Regions from separate parts of the Mus musculus genome. Here region 2 is linked to region 1. A link is a loop called in an ENCODE intact Hi-C map of the cell type or tissue named here. Cell type or tissue: left cerebral cortex. All regions are shown on one strand.

What was found. Hi-C counts contacts between places; a loop is a spot of excess contacts. Peaks named below come from ENCODE experiments on the same cell type or tissue, not always from the same donor. Only the 100,000 strongest peaks of a DNase experiment are listed, where the experiment ranks them.
Region 2: it touches region 1 in a loop (2.0-fold over the local background); 2 of 42 quality-filtered maps call a loop at or near these places.

The regions. Positions count from the first base shown.
Region 1 is chr5:99,245,323-99,253,322 of GRCm38, reverse strand. Rasgef1b (RasGEF domain family, member 1B) reads left to right here and starts at 396. Exons shown (of 14, transcript NM_181318.4): 1 at 396-609. In left cerebral cortex, CTCF peaks have their summits at 411, 622 and 4,662 (motif pointing left); DNase peaks (open chromatin) are centred at 4,659, 5,312, 6,052, 6,625 and 6 more places; H3K4me3 peaks cover 4,507 bases; H3K27ac peaks cover 6,182 bases.
Region 2 is chr5:99,435,754-99,443,753 of GRCm38, reverse strand. All of the region lies in intron 2 of A930011G23Rik (RIKEN cDNA A930011G23 gene), which reads left to right. Among named protein-coding and RNA genes, the nearest start is that of Gm42125, 48 kb to the left of the region's middle. In left cerebral cortex, no CTCF peak of the experiment used is centred here; DNase peaks (open chromatin) are centred at 3,487 and 4,460.

The DNA.
Region 1 (8,000 bases):
AAGTGCTTCGTGGTTCCTCTCAGATCTCCTCCGAAAGTTACACGGACAGTAACCTTCAGCTCATAATTATGATAATAGATACTGTACAACGAGTCGAGCCGGTATTTACAGGTAGAGCACACAAGGCAAATGAATACACACTCGGCGACACATGAGTGCACAAACAGCCGCGGGCAGCGACACGAAGGAGGAAACGCGCGCCGGAGTGGGCCCTGCCCAGGCTGCGGAGACCCGCTGCGCCAGCAAGCCAGCCTCTGCAGCGTGGGTGGGTACGGCCGCAGCGTCACGGGAGTCCCTACCCGCGGAACCCTGGCAAGTCCCCGAGCGCCCGCTGCAGGGCGGCGTGGGCGGAGAGCTGCGCCACGATTGGCCAGCGCAGGATGGGCGTGGCCTGCGGCGGGCGGGGGCGTGGCCTGCGGCAGGAGGCGGGCATTTCCCCAGCAAGGGGGTGTGCGCGGCTCGGGCTGGAGTTTCAGTATAAACAAGGACCCCGACTGGATCGGCGGGTTTTCCCTTTCTTCTGGCGTTCGACCCTTCCCGGTCCTGAGCTCGCCTTTTGGGGCGCCTCGGTACGGCAGCCAGGAGGCAGAGGCTCCGAGCTGTGTGCGGGTAGGTGCTCCAGGGGACCCCGCGGCGGGATGGCGGGAGCGGGCTGCGCCGGCGCTGCTCCGGAACGGCGCCGGCTGTCCAGTGCGCCCCGGCGTGGCGGGAGATCCTCGGCTGGCGAGCATTGGCAGAGCCACAGAACTAGGAGTTCTCGCGCCTGCTGCTTCCGTGCCCCGGGCTGCCGCGCTCCCAACAGGTGCGGGGCTGAGCACTGACGACCCGGGGACCCGGGGATCTGGGGACGCTGTGCTGCGCCTCGCCCCGGCCAGGCCTTCTGTTTGGAGATCTTAGATATTGAGGGTTTGTCTGAGTTGGAGTCTCGTTCATCCTTTTTGCTTTCCCTCTCAGCTTCTTGTGCATACCTAGGGTTGTTTCCATGTACTTTTTGGCTAGTTTCCTAGGGTGCTTGAGAGTGTTCAGGCTGTTGTTTATTTTTTGCTGCAGTTTCCTTATAATTTAAGGTCTGACTCCCAGGAACAGTCAGGGAAACAGGACTTGTGTGTTCCCCAGGCTCGTATGCAAACTTGAACAAGTAGCCTGTTTTTTGTTTTGCTTTGTGACCCAGGTGAGTTGCCTTCGGACACTAGCCTGGGTGATAATAACGTGGCCCGGGGTACCTGGTAGCCTCGTGGGCTGAGTGCGTGAGGGAGGCTCCTCTTTATTGGAGAGCCCCGGGAATAACTTCAGCAGCACTGTACTAGAGAAAAGGGCAAACGCGGAAACGGAGGTGTTCTCTCTCGCTCTCTCGCTCTATCGCTCTGTCTCTGTCTCTCTGTCTCTCTCTCTGAGTGTGCGTGTGATTTGACTATTCCTTGCCACCTTACCCCATCCAAATTGGTTCAGTTCAGGCGAAGCACTGTGGCTAAGGCACTGACAGTGCGGCGAGGTGTTCTCTCGCACAGCGTGGTAAAGGGCGCTAGGAGAGCATCTGGGCTGCAGTTTTCTCTTGTGAATGTAAATGTGCCCGTTTGCAGATGGATTCGGGGCGTATGGTGTATATGGATAAATATGCACGCATACTTGTGTATGTATGTTTGGGTGAACGCGTCTCCAAGGAGTCCTTCGTCAGCAGCGCCATGTGACAATGGCCTGGAACTGCTGGTGTGCGTAGAGCTATATTTAGCCCTGACAGTGTCTCACTGGGAGGACGGGTCTTGAGCTGGGAGGATAAAGCGGGGAAGAATCCAGGAATAAGGTTATCGAGCTCTTGACTGATGTCTGGCGCAGTCAGACTCAGATGGTGAATAATGACTCCTCATGAGTGCAGTAGCTGGAGCGTGGCATGTGATGACTGCTTTAATTGGACATAGTTGTGACCAGGGTGGTCAGCCAATGCGAAGAGGATTAAACAAGGAGATTTAAAAAGAGAAGATAGTGTGTAGCTGATTTGAAGATTTAGGAGGAGAGAACCGGTCATGTGAGGTTCAAAGTGCACGAAGAATTGATTTCTTAAAGGGAATAATAATAGTAAAAAATGTTTGGCTGTTGAGGATGCAGAGAAAATAAATGACAGCCAGTTAAACAGTGTTATGCACTAAGGACAGTTTTGTTTGGGGCAGGGAGCAATGTTTGAGTTACTGAGGACCCAGGGCATTTTTTGACAGAAGTCAGGGCTCAGCAACAGCCCTGGCTGCTTTTCCCTTTCAGGCAGATTTGCTGGCACGTGAGATAACATCAGCCTCTGGTGAGCAAGTCGCTCTCCTGTGTCAGGCAAGCCTTTGTTTTCCTGGAGGTGCCAGCCCTTCTGGCTACTAAGGATCCTGGCCTAGGACTTCCTTATTTCAGCTTTTCAGCTTTCCTGTCATGCTGCCCGAGGTGTCTGTGCTACCACACTTTGGACCTGGCCTTGTGGGAAGGTCCTCAGCGGGATGCATCTGCATTGCCATTCTCTAGCGTCAGCATCTAATCTAGTGTACCCTGAAGTATAGATAGCTGAATATCGCTGTGGTCATTGCTCAGCATAATACTCCTGTAATGTCATTAATATCTCATTCTTGTAACATTAACTTCACTGTTTATTAGAGCACCATAGGCCAAATGAACCAGGTAAAAATTATTCCTCTGGAGGGAAGAAGGTGGGTAAGAGAACAGAGAGTGATGTGGGCACATGGACCTGTGTAGGCCAAGTAGGGATCCTAGTATCGTATAGAAAACCATGGGACCACCCTGTTCACTCTACAGAAGTTACCTAGAAGAAATGAACCTGAACATTCCGAGGGGGAATACTTAGGAAGGAGACAGGGAAAGGAAGTTCTCAGCTTTGCCTGGAAGGAGAATCGGGAATGCCAAGCAAGGGTTGGAGAGACGGTTAATACTAATGGCACAGAAACCTAGAAAACAAATGAAACAGCTTTAAAGAGATCTGTGAAGTCTTTCACATTGGCTGATTGTCCTGGAGAGGATTTGGTGGTGGGGGTGGTGGCTGGGGTGGGGGTGGGGGTGGGGGGAGAGGGTAAGTAATTGAATTTAAGTATTATCTGACTCCACTCCTGTCATTTTTCGAGAACTGTATAACTATATACGGTTGTCCATGCTTTTATTGGCTCATCAGTTAAACCTACAAAAATTAGATATGTATGGGCATTGACTGCTTTGGCTTAGCAGACCCGCCCTGGGAATGAGTCTGGGCAGATGGGGAGCCCTAAGGAGACCCCTGCCCTCTTTCTGTAGTTGTGATATCTGTGACGTGGACACAGGAAGTTAAAGGAGATGACTTAGGGGGCCTTTGTATGCCTGTCGCAGCTGTTTTATTTTGTTGCAACCTCCTACCTCCGTCGATGTTAAAGTGGGCCAAGCCAGGATGGAGGCAGCCTGTCACATGGGCAGGTGTCTTCTGAGCACATGAGGATGAAAAGGGTGGCCAGCATTCTTCCTTTGGTGAACTTAGATAGGGATTTAGTAGTTTCTTGAGTTGTCTTTTCCTTTTCTTTGTTGTGAGAATATTTTTTAAAAAATTGAATAATTATCAATAAGGCGGGGTCAGAAAAAAAACATTTCAGCTGATGAACTCACTGTTCTTTTCAACCAGGTGCCAACTTCCCTTTCACCAATCTGTTTTCATAGACTTATATATTTATTATTTCCTCTTAAGGTGAATATATATCTAGAAATGATCCAGTTGATTGAAATTATGTTAGAGAACCCTGGTGTGAAATTTGGGCACAAAAAGATCTAGTCATGTAAAAAGGAAAACACTTTGGAACCACTTTGGGCCTCTTTCAACTTCTCTAAAAGACAAAAATTGAACAGAGAAAAACATAGGTTTTCACCCCCCCCCCAATTAAATTGTCCTATTCGCCGTGTTACATAATAAAATGCAAAGAAAAATAATCTTGCCTTTTTACAGATATCTCTGCTGAGTATTGACCCATTTCCCTATTGAAGTGAATTAGACACAGAGAAATAAAATATTTGAATAAAAGTTATCCCCCCTATGATACCTTATGATTTAACTTCAGATCTATCACATATCTTTCATAATCTGCAGTTCATCTGTTCGGTTTAATAGGACAGCTTCTAGCTGCATGAAGATATTAAAACATAAATATGTTTGAATTGAACAGAATTACTGGTTTCCCAGTTGTCTTTTCCCCTCTATTTCTTTCTGCTCCTCACTCTTGTGCTGGGATGAACACCCCCCCACCCCCCGCCCCGTACATTCTGTGCAAGAGCTGTGCCACCAAGCCACCCCCAGCCCACAAGCCAGTGTGAAGTCACAGGCACTGCAGCCTGTGGTGACCATCAGACAATGAAGAAGAGGCTCTTCTCTTAGGATTCCAGCCCTGGTGGCAACACTTGATTAGGTAATGGTGATTTTGGAGATCAGTCTTATTATTCTCAGTGAGATAACTGATTCTCACCACAGATGGGCATCGGGAAATAGAGTGGATGGGTACTGCCCACTAATTTATGTCCTACTTGTTCCCCAAGCTCAGTCGTGTGCTCAGACCCTCACATCCCCTGTACAGCAGCTGCCCTTCCCTTGTTTTTATAAACCAGCTCAAGTGCTGGAAAGCACCAGCTCTGTCAAAGACAGGGACCCGAGCGCCACCTACTGCTCAGCTCGAGAATTGCAAGGGCGCTGTAGAGGATAAAGGCTTTTAAAGGCATGAAGGAAGTCAGCCTGTCCTGGCTTCCCGTACTACAGGAAGGTTTTCAATGACACTCCAGGCCTCTTCAGAGTTTCCATGTACCTAAATGTCATTTTGTGCTTTAGTAAATTGCTAACACCATCCCATGACAAAAGATCATAACTCTAACCTTTTTCTTCCAACTGAAAATGTTAACTAGTTGAGTCAGAATTCTTTTCCTTTGCCAGTTGGGGACTAGGAAAGAAAGAAAGGAAGAAAGAAAGAAAGAAAGAAAGAAAGAAAGAAAGAGAGAGAGAGAAAGAGAGGGAAAGGGAAGAAAAGAAAAATTCTAGGTAACTTAAGGGTCTTTGTGTGTGTGTGTGTGTGTGTGTGTGTGTGTGTGTGAGCGGGGGGTGGGAGGTGGGGGGCATGTAACAAATCAGAAAACATCCCCACTCCTTTGCAGAGGGGAACTAGGCCCAGGTCCCAGCACCCCTGCTGGCTTATAGATGCCTATAACTACGTTCCAGGGGACCTCACGCCCTCTTCTGGCCTCCTTGGGTACCACCCTACATACACATTAATAAAAAAAAATTAAATAAGTAATCTTTCTAGGGTTTCCATGTACTCTTTCTGCTCTCAGCTACTTGCCTTCTTAACAAAATACCCCTTTTCTAAAGAGGGTCAGTGGTGCCGTAGCCTGCCAGCGTTTTCCACGGATGCTCTCTGAGGTCTCTGCTAAAAAGGCTTCTCAGTCTAAGGAAAGGAGGGAGAAGATAACCCTCTCAACATTCCCGAGCCTAAAAATACACTGCGCTCAGGTAGCATCAGAAGCTTGGCTTCGTCTGTCCCCCCCCCCCTCCCGCTCAGATCCACTGTCACCTGGATCTTTGCTCAGCCTGCGTCCCCAAGTCTGGTGTTACCGAAAGGAAGCTGTCAGTCTCAGCTAGAAGGATTCAGGAACTTGTCCCCAGCGTCTGCAGTGTCAACTGAGAAAACAAAGAGTTGCTGACTATGTAAGGTGCGAAGTTCCTTTGGAATCTAGATGGGAATTGAGAAAGGCTGAGTTCCAGGTTTCAAATGAACTCTCTCCCCACTGAACAAGTGTGCTTTCAAGGTTTAGCTGAGAGAAGGAGATCTTTGCCTACTTACTTAAATTGGGACACTTGTCTAGCATTTAGGCTGCTGCTAAAACACTGTAATCATCGCCGGGTTGTAAACACCTCGTTCCTGTTATGACGCGGAGCAGAAAATGTGTTTCTGTCTTCTCTTGAGAGTGAAGGAGACGCTGACTTGCTGGTCTAGGAAAGATTTGCGAAGCATCTGGCTCAGAAGGAAGGGATGGCTTTTGAGTTTTGATGTCACCCCACACCCTTCTGCACTGCCACCTCCTCTCCAGTGTGAGTTACCACCTGAATCCACCTCGGCCCCCGTGCATCTGCTTCATCATAAATAACATTGTGCAAAAGCAGTTGCTAATTCAAATCCAGTCTGCCGCTCAGGGAAAGAGGGCTTTTCATCTGGAGCTTTGGCTGGTCTGAAGCCATTAGACATGCCTTTCAGACCCATTCATCCTGTAAATCACCCACGGCCTGCTCCCTTGCTTAGGGATCAATGTCAGGCCAAACTTCCTCAGGGTCCTTGGAAGTACATGATCTATTTTTGTGCCCAAATTAACAGCCCCTGTAAGATGTCTGACAGCTGAGTTCAGCTTACCAAATCAATTTTAAGAAGGAATATTCGTCTTCTCTGCCTGGGTTGGGCACGTCACATTCCTCCTAGAAACTTTTCCAGCATAATGTATAATCTGTGGGCCAGTTTCAGTGGCCAGGAAGGTATTTTTTTTCTTTAGCCCAGTTTATTGTTTTATAAGAATGTCTTTTCTGTTGTCTTACTGTGCTGTCTACCCAGAGTGATGCCTGTTAGGAGCAGGGAGCCTATTTCAGGGACTCTGCCTCAAAGACGAGTCATTTTTGTGTTATCTTTAACTCAGTTGAATTGGTACCCCCACCCCTACACACACAGACACACACTAGCTTATTTTTAAAATGCCTTAGCTATCTCAAAGGCTGGGCACTCTCAAAACTTCCCTTGCTACCCCAGGCCCAATCAGGAAAGTGGCCAGTGGCCCCTCACCCGAAATTTCACATGGCTCATTGGCTCTTGCTCCTGCAGCTCTCCTCCTCTGGCGATTTTCCCCTGTTCCTCTCTGCATCCCAGCTGGCGCAACTCTAAGGGTTGTCATTGTCATTGGCATCTTTATTGATTGATCAAAAAACCAACTGGGGACAAGGACCTTTAGCATTTGGACACGCAGATTCCTGATTGGATCAAAGCATTAGAACCAAGCTCCAACAGGTCCTAAATGTGTTCCAGGAAGGTTCTCTGCTGACCCATCCTAACTTCTTGCTTTGGAGTAGACAAAAGACATGTAGGGTCTGTATAGGACAGCTCTGTGTACTGGACAGCAACTCCATTAGTATATATGCAGACACGCAGGTGTATTCACATAAGGATAGTCAGGGAGAGGAAGGAGGTCTGTACAATTGGCTGACTAGAATGTGCCTTGAGTTCCAAACAACCAACTTAGAAATGAAACTCTCTAGAGTAAGAGTTATTTTTCCAGCCTGCGATATATGTTAAATGGTGATTTGAATAGTCAACCGGTTTCTTCATGTCTCATACAAGTCTTTTTTTCAAGGGAATTAACTCTTGGTGTTTGACTTAGCTATAAATCAAGCCAGGACTTACCCAAGTGCTTTTATACACTCACATTTTGGAAATAGACATCGGTCCCCATTTATAGGTGCATTGGACAGGGCAGACTTTGTATAAAAGAAAAGGAGTGGATCATGGAGGGCTGGCTTTGTGTTAGGAGGCCTGGGAGGGGTGAGTTATAAGCACATGGACTGCCCCCTCCCACCCCCCACCAGAGTCATGAGAACTGTAAGGAAGGATGGTGGCTGCTGAGAAGGCACCAGACCTGCCATGAGATAGAAAGATGACTGGAGCCAGAGGTAAGAGCAGCCTGCCTTTGCCTGGATCTGCCCAGAGGAGTCACTGGCACGTTGTCCCTGGGCATCCATAAGTCTCCAATGACCCTCATATCTGGTGCTTTTGATATGGATATTGTTTTCCTAGCAAGAGACAATCTCATTTCATCATCTGGTCCTAAGTCTTCAATTCCAGAACTGAAGCAAATCCATCTAAAGGCTCAGATGTGGAGTCTGGGTGTTGTTGACCAGTAGATCACAGTACTAACGATGCTTGAGGAACCAAACTGCACGGCTTATCTTCTTAGGTGTATAAACTCAAGTTTCCAAG
Region 2 (8,000 bases), 190 kb before region 1:
GGCCTGGGTATCATTCCCAGCTTAGAGCTTACTAACTCCATGACCACCCAACCCCATCCACTCTGCCTCCACTCTCCCCCTCCCCCACTGAGTGGTCTTTCTGGTTACTGAAAGGCAGGAAGCTAAGTCCCGTGCACTAGTTAATTCTGGCCTGGTCAACGGGAGTCTATTCCTCCTGAAATTACAGGGTTTTAAGAATAGGCATTAAAAGTTAAAAAGCTAAGTGGGACGTATGGACACATTTAGAGAGAAAGAATCCCTGAACAATAAAGTAACATCCATGCTGAAGGAGTTATACTATCTCATTCATTGATTCCAGTCAGAAACTTACTGGGTTTAAGTTCAGAATTCTATTAACATGGAAGCTTGGGCAGAGAATTGCCTTGGAATGTTGTACATGTTGGATGCTAGATCAGGAAATGTGGTGTGAAGTGATGCTTTGACAGTGTTGGGGTTGGGGTGAACTAAATAGGGGATACTGTTTCCACTGGTTCTCGCTTGGATTCTCACCAGTAACCCATTTCACATACCCGTGGATTGCCACTGTAGCTCTCTGTCGAAATCCAGGTCTCCACTTGTAACCCGCCGCATTCATTTCTGCCGTCGCCATCTCAGGGATGATGTGTGGTTGCTCCTTAGAACCCGAGTGTTCTAGAGCGCTCATTCTCCTCAAGCTCCACAGTCCACTGGTTCCTGTCAATCCCATCTCCCCAGCATCCCCGTCAGCTCACCCACTTCTGTCCATCTTATGGCCACTGTGTGCACCCTACCAGTCTCACCCGCCTGGACCACATCAGAAGCCTTTACACTCATCACCAGCCGGCCATTTTTGAACTTTAAAAGCTCTATTGCCAGGTTATGGTTCAACGTGGTCCTCTAAAACAGCGACCCAGATCACCCCCGGTGATGCTGTAACCCTTTATTGTTTCACAACCAATTTAGGGTGAAGTTCGCAATCCTGACCTTCAAAGGCAGACCTTTCCTGCTGCATCACAAATGCCTCCTTGATCTTTGAGTAGACGCACACTTCTTTTTCTGTGCACCCTCTCTTTCTCCTGCAAATTCTTGCTAATTACCCATGCCTTCTGTGTAATATATTTGTTAAGTAAAGCACAATCCATGCATTAAATGGCAGGTCCCTCACCTGAGTAGCCTCACAGTGCCTTCTGCTTGTCCCGGTGACACAGCTCACACTTAGACTGTACACGAAAGGCCCTTTTCTCTACTAGTTTATACACTGTATGAGAGCTTGGTTCTTGTCTACTTTGTTTATTCATGTATCTAGTGCAAAGTGCTCACTAAACATTCTTCACTGACCAAATCATGTATTTGTATAGTGGAGGCTTACTTAGGCTGTTTCATCTCCATAGGAAATAGTGGACAAATTTTATCTTTTCAGGATGCTGAAGTGATATGTTAAACAGTGAAGTCAGAAAGGAAATTGCTAATGTTTATAAAATAAACCCTTCGAAAGAGATTATAAAGGTTTTATGATGGTACTTATTCTTACCAATTTCCCTGGATTTATTTTTTTATCAATAAATAGGGCTTAACTTCACAGTATAATTTCAGTAACAGTGACAACAGAATACAATGTATATAGGCTTTGATAACATCAGTAATTACATGCAGGAGAAAAATATACCTCAGAGGAAATGTCTTTCCAGCCTGCCTATTCTAACCTCTTAGCCGTTTCTCTTGCGCTCCATAATTGAACATCTGCAAGGCCATTTGCAAGCTAAGAGATGAAACCTCTTTCCTCTCCTCTGCCATATCAGCCAGGTGCAGTGTTTGTTTCAAACAGAGCCCAGGAACCCCTCCATTTAGGACCAACTGAGGGTTTCAGAACAAGTCCAGAATCCTGCTGCTCTCAGAAACACGGTGAATTAAAAACTTTATTGAGATGAAGGTTAGCAAACCATGCTTTTAACAAGAAACAATGTGTGGAAATTATCATCCTAGGGCCTATTCACTCGGATGCAGGGATGGAGAACAGGTGTGTATGTTGTCATCTTGGCACATGCAGAATTATAGTTTTCAGGTCTCCAGGAGTGTCTCTCTCGTGGGCTCTCACCTTGCAATGAGCCTGTATGTCCTGTATGGCAAAATCCATGGAACCACACTCTAAGAACCCTTAGCTGTCAACTTGGCTAAACTTTGTACCTACAGCATTTTCATACCAACCACATATGCCTGCTAATGGTCTGTTTCCTCTGGACATGTCTAAAGGCAGAACCCATTAATATGTCTGGGTTTTATCAGCGAGGCTGTCGGGTAATCTTAGGTGAGCTTCTTACAACCCAGCTAAAAGCTTCTGTCTTTACCTAGAGTCCATTTCCTTATCTGATATTTGTAAATATGGAGAAGGAACACACCATCCCCAAACCGCTTGTGTGCAGACATCCCGTGATCCCTTGGGACAGATGCCAAGAGTACAGATACTGCTTAAATTGTGGTGGTCTCATTTTATAGACAAGTAAGCAAATGTGGGGGATCATGTATTACATCACTTCTAAATCTAACAGCTTCTGGGGGATTGTAACAGCTCCAGTCAATTTTAATTCTGGAGGCATTGGGAAGTATCTGGTCCATTTTGACTTGCTACCACCTTCTGCACGTAGGACTTCTGCACAGAATTTGATTCGCCCATGCCTCGCTTTCACAATACGATATGATGAGGATAAAATGTACTTGGAAAAACTCACAGTAAGATTTAGAAAACAAAGAGCACAATGCCTGCCACATAGTAGGTCTTCAACTGAAAAAATTTCTGCTAGTTGACACTTTGGTGTCTTGGAGAGCATTTTGGCAACAGGTATGAAAATATAAGTTGCACATACCTCAAAATTTAGCAATTCTACTCAGTAGAAAACCAGGCCCTGCAGGTGAAAGGCAGAAACCTCAGGCAAGCAGCTCACTAGGAGTTATATGGGCCTTCAAACCCGGACTCAGTAGAACAAGCAAGATGTTCTACGGTAGTGATGTTGTCCTGTGACAGCCTTCTAAAGGATGTCACTATACCTGTTTTGGACATAATAAGAAAACTAACAATGGGTGCTCAAGTGGGACTCAGCAGTTAAGAGCACTGGCTGCTCTTCCAGAGGACCCGAGTTCAGTTCTCAACACCCCGTCGGGCAGCTCACAACTGTGTGTCGAGGGGATCAGCACCTCTGGCTTCCGCAGGCACCTGCACTCATATGCATAAGCCCACATTGCAAACACACGCATCTACACATAATTAAAAATAATAAAACCAAACCTTAAAAAACCCAGTGATGATAAAAATGAGAGTTTATGGTGTGTTTAATGTACATTGTGTGTTAGCCCCGGACTCAGTCTCTGTGACCTGTTAAGGTAACAGATACAGAATGGCCCATATTGAGAGAGATTGAGTAACACGCATCTCACGAGGAGCAGCAGCAGTGTGACAAAGACTGTCACATAATTAGTGACTGAATCCAGATTTGAACAGACGTTGGTTTGGTTTTGCTGCCAAGGAGTCAAATCTGTAACTCGTGTCTGTGGGGATTTAAAATAAGCCCCAAAACAAAGCAAAGCAAAACAAAGAACTAATGCTCTCTTTGGTCTCAGACTTTCTCTGAATTCGAAGGTGACTCCAGGCAAAGCTGAGCAGCAACTGACCATTTTGTGTCCCGTGACCCTAATGTCCCTTACATGGGGTCAGCTTACCAAAGCCAAAACTCACTCCCATACAGCGATGACTGGCCAGTTGCTGGTGCCCCTTTTCATGCATCAATGTCTCCGTGTTCCTCCGTGAATTGTAAGGTCCCCTTTGGAAGACATTTATGAAGAGACATAATGGGGGGGGGGGGCAGAGGGGAAAGGTAACAAATGAAGGCAGAGGAGGGGTCATGATAAAATACATTACTGCGTATGCCAACGTAAAATGTAATTTTAAGGCTGGATGTGGTGGAGAACAACTTTAATCCCAGCACTTGGAAGTCGGAGGCCAGGGATCTGTGCATTCAGGATTTACAGTGAACATCAGTCAGGGCTAAATAATGAAACTGTCTTTTAAAAATAAAGAAAGAATAATATTCATAATACTAGCAATAATGATAATTGATTATGTTTTCTTACATTTAATGGTTAGATATAGGTTTCTTCTGCCTTCTCTTGAAGGAAGTTGAACTTCTGAGGTGGCCACAGACTACCATGTAAGTTCTGGAGGGAGAGACGGAGGGAAAATATTGGATTTGGTTTTGATGTTTCCAAGACATGCCCTCATCTGATTTTTGATCCTGCTCCAAAAGGAGTGTTTCTATCACAGCACGTGTATGTAGTCATGCAGCCCACTGAGCCCTTAGGCAATACTTCAGAAGTTTTGCATTCATCCATTCTGACTTGCTGCCTTATGACTGGAGAGGTACCTAGCCCTTCACTAGGATGTCAGAGTCTCCAACTACATCCCTCTCCACCAGTATCAGCAGACGGTGTGGGAGTTTGTTTGTGCCGCACATTTCATATGCCACTTACAAATGCTCACTGGTTACGTCTTCTTGCCTTAGCTCTACCTGCTGAGGAACCAAGAAGATAAAACTGTTTTTCCCGCTATTTGATGATGGAGAGAAGTTTGAGAAAGATCTGGAAAGTAGGAGACTCTGCCCGAAGCATCATTGGAGCGTAGCAGAGCCAGACAATTGCATCCAGCAAGCGCAGGCTGTTTGGCAGGGCTACCTTTCAATCTGTGTGTGGTGTGTGACCAGTGCTTCTGACTCGGTTTCCCTTCTGAGACAGATGCAAGCGGAAGCCAGGTCAGCTGTCTGGAGGAGGAGAGCAGCAGCGGGGGGTTTCCATGAGGACCCTGGCTTGCTCCATGATGATGAAATTCAATATCACAGTTTAAATGCTTGTCCCAAAATATTTCAAAATGTGAAACACATATGAGCCAAATGACAAAAATGTTTAAAAAAAAAAAACCAAAAAACCAAAAACAAAAACATGGGCTCTCTGTCATCTCCCACACTGGCTGTTTCCCTGTCTGTTCAGGAAGTAAATTATTCATTCTGGTCTTCCTGTCTGATGACAGCCAGATGGTCTAAAAGTCAGCCTTGCCTGTGTGAGAGAGATTCTCTGTGAAGTTCAAAGTGAGTAGCCCTGGTGTTTGGAGGGTGCGGGTAAGAAATTAGCATTGGGGAGAAGGGTTGTTGTCCCCAGTACTAATGACTGACATCTAGATACTCACAGTGTGTGCTCAACTGGGACTGGCCTACATTATTAATGTTCTTACTTAAGTGGACATGTGTATTTCCCCCTTAATGGTGGGCTACTCGTAAGAGCCAGAATTGCCAATGCTAACTATTCTTTCTCTTCCTCCCAAGTCGTCTGGAACTAGAACAAGGCAAGCCTATCCCTGCAACCATCTGCTCATAGTAGCCCTGGGGGCTTCAAGACGATCATGCTGTGAATTGTAAACTTTAAGGCTTATTCAGTGGAATAAAACCTTCCATGACAAGTTAATGTCAATGACTCAGCAGATCAGAATAATTTTTATTTTTCATGATCACTTACCAGACTTTTCAAAAATGGGAACTAACATTCTTTTTCACAATAAAAACATTTTTTACAGTAAAGGCCCCAACATTAACTTCTGTTGATGTCTCTTTTGTGCTGCACAGGGTAGTACATTTTTTTTTATTACTCCATTTAGAACTTGTAAGATGGAATATGATTGTCTAGTTCTTAAAATCACTTTTATTGCTTATACAAGTCTCACTAGGTAGCCCTCCCTGGAACTTGCTATGTAGACAAGGCTAGTCTTGAACTCAAAGACCTCCCTGCGTCTGTCTCCTGAGTTCCAGGACTAAAGACATGGCCTAGCACACCAGCAATTGTCTTTTCTTTATAGAAAGAGAAACGAAGGTTTGCTGAAATAGTTTCAGCAATTTCCCCAAAGTTGCAAATTATCCTCCAACTATCACTCTCTACACAGGCTGTTGTTTTGCTAATGAACTACAAAGAGAAGTTTGAGAAAGTGGGAACCTAGTTCCTGAAGTGGGTGTGGTTAGGAACAACCTGCTACAGGGCAGATGCTACTGGTCTGGGCCTAGCTGCTCAGACAAAGGTCACTTTTCTGATGGACTGGCCCCAACTGGTACAGATAGTCACAAGAAATAGTCCCTTGCCCTAGACAAACACAAGGTGTCGTTTGTCATCTTCTCTAACAAGATAGATGCCACTGGCACCAACTATGTTAACAAGGGGAAGGCTGGGTGCAGAGGACCATAAACTCAGAACCAGCCATCTGGCTTCCAGCCCATTGCTCAAGTACAAGGAATTGCAGCATTAGTATGGTAGATAGCCTGGCCCCAGCTCTGGCCCATTCAGGCTGCCTGACCAACAAGACCAATGACCTCATCCCTGGCTTCTCAGAGTGTGGGTTATGGGCCGGCTGGAATGGCCTTTGCTTGGAAGTCTGTTAGAAATGGATCTCATGCCAGATCTCAGGTCTAAAGAACCTCCCAGCCTCCCTTCACAAGGACCTTAGAGAATCCACCTGCCTAGTGAGCCTGAAATGTGTCACTGCTAAGATAAGTGGAGTGGTTCTTCCCACTAACAGAGTCACTGCTCCAGAGAGAGCCATTTACCCCACCCTACCATCTCCATGGTCCCTTGTAGTCAGCTTCGGTTAGAACCAAGACTCTTCCAGGGGTAGGAAGACATGTTACTTCACATAGCAGAAGAGGACACCATTGTATTCTGGCAACTAGTTTATTATCATCACTGTTGAGATTTCCATGAAGCAGACTTTTTAGGGCTGAGCTCTTTTGACAGCCACATCCTTAATTCTCCATCAACAGATATGCACATACACCTATGTATGCACACACACACACACACACACACACACACACACACACATACACAAAACCACCCACATTGACACCCCAGTAGGAGGGAAGAGATAAACACAAATCTGTTGTGTGTTCACTGTGTGCCAGGCATTCCAGCACCTGCCTTTACCTATAGTCCAGACAGAACACAGGAGATAATTAGGTTATTGTCAGCCGGCATTCAACTGCTAGCCAAACTTCATTAACTAGGGCCTCTGTGTGTTTAATGGATCTATAACTGGTGGTTTTAATGATGACTCCATTAGAGTGATTAAATTAAATGATGAGCTCCTGAAATTTTAAGTCATAAAAGATTAATTAAGTTCTACTAATCAGCATTTTCGTGTTTATAATATCATCTTAGAAGTCAATTTCCAAGTAACCTCAAATGTGTAAGAAGCATTGTTGCCTAGCCATTGCATGTATCTTACCCTATTGTTAGTTGCTAGAGGGGAACTCTTCTTCCCAAGGGTGATTCCCTGGAGTTGGAGAAAATGTTACAAATAGTGTAATTTAAACAGTTTTCCTTCCCCACACTCTGGGAATCCTATCGTTCACAACAATCCTTTCGTTTATCATGAATGAAAGTTTCCCAGAGCTGGCCTTGCCTGGTCTGTGTGCTCTAGCCCTGTTGCTGGGCAGACTGACTGGAGGACTGAGATAAGGTTCCTACTAAATTCTCTGGTGTCTCAGCTTTAGTTCCATGGAATGCCAAAGTATTGAGCTTAACAAGGCTCTCCGTCCCTTTTCCCCTCACAATAGTATCCTAGAGTCTCCAATAGAATAGTTCCAAAAAGAAGGTGTTGGCCGGGATTCATGCGCCAAGTCCAGGTATCACATGGCTTCTTGAGTCTCACTCCATGTTTTCAGCACAGTCAAGTATTCACCATCTCCATTTCCTGTGGCACCTCCCCTAGAGGTGTGGCAAATGTCAGATCCAGGCTCAGCCACCAGGCAGCAGGCATGACAGATGGGTGGCAGGCAGGTACTGGGTAGTGACCACAGAACACAGGGTCTTGTTCCAACCACACCCTGGTTTTAAAAGAGGGTCTGAGCCTCTGTGGGGATTGCATTGCTAAGATTTCCTTTCATTTTTAAATGCCTATCATATGCTTTGGATAATACAGAGTATAAAATGTTCCAATC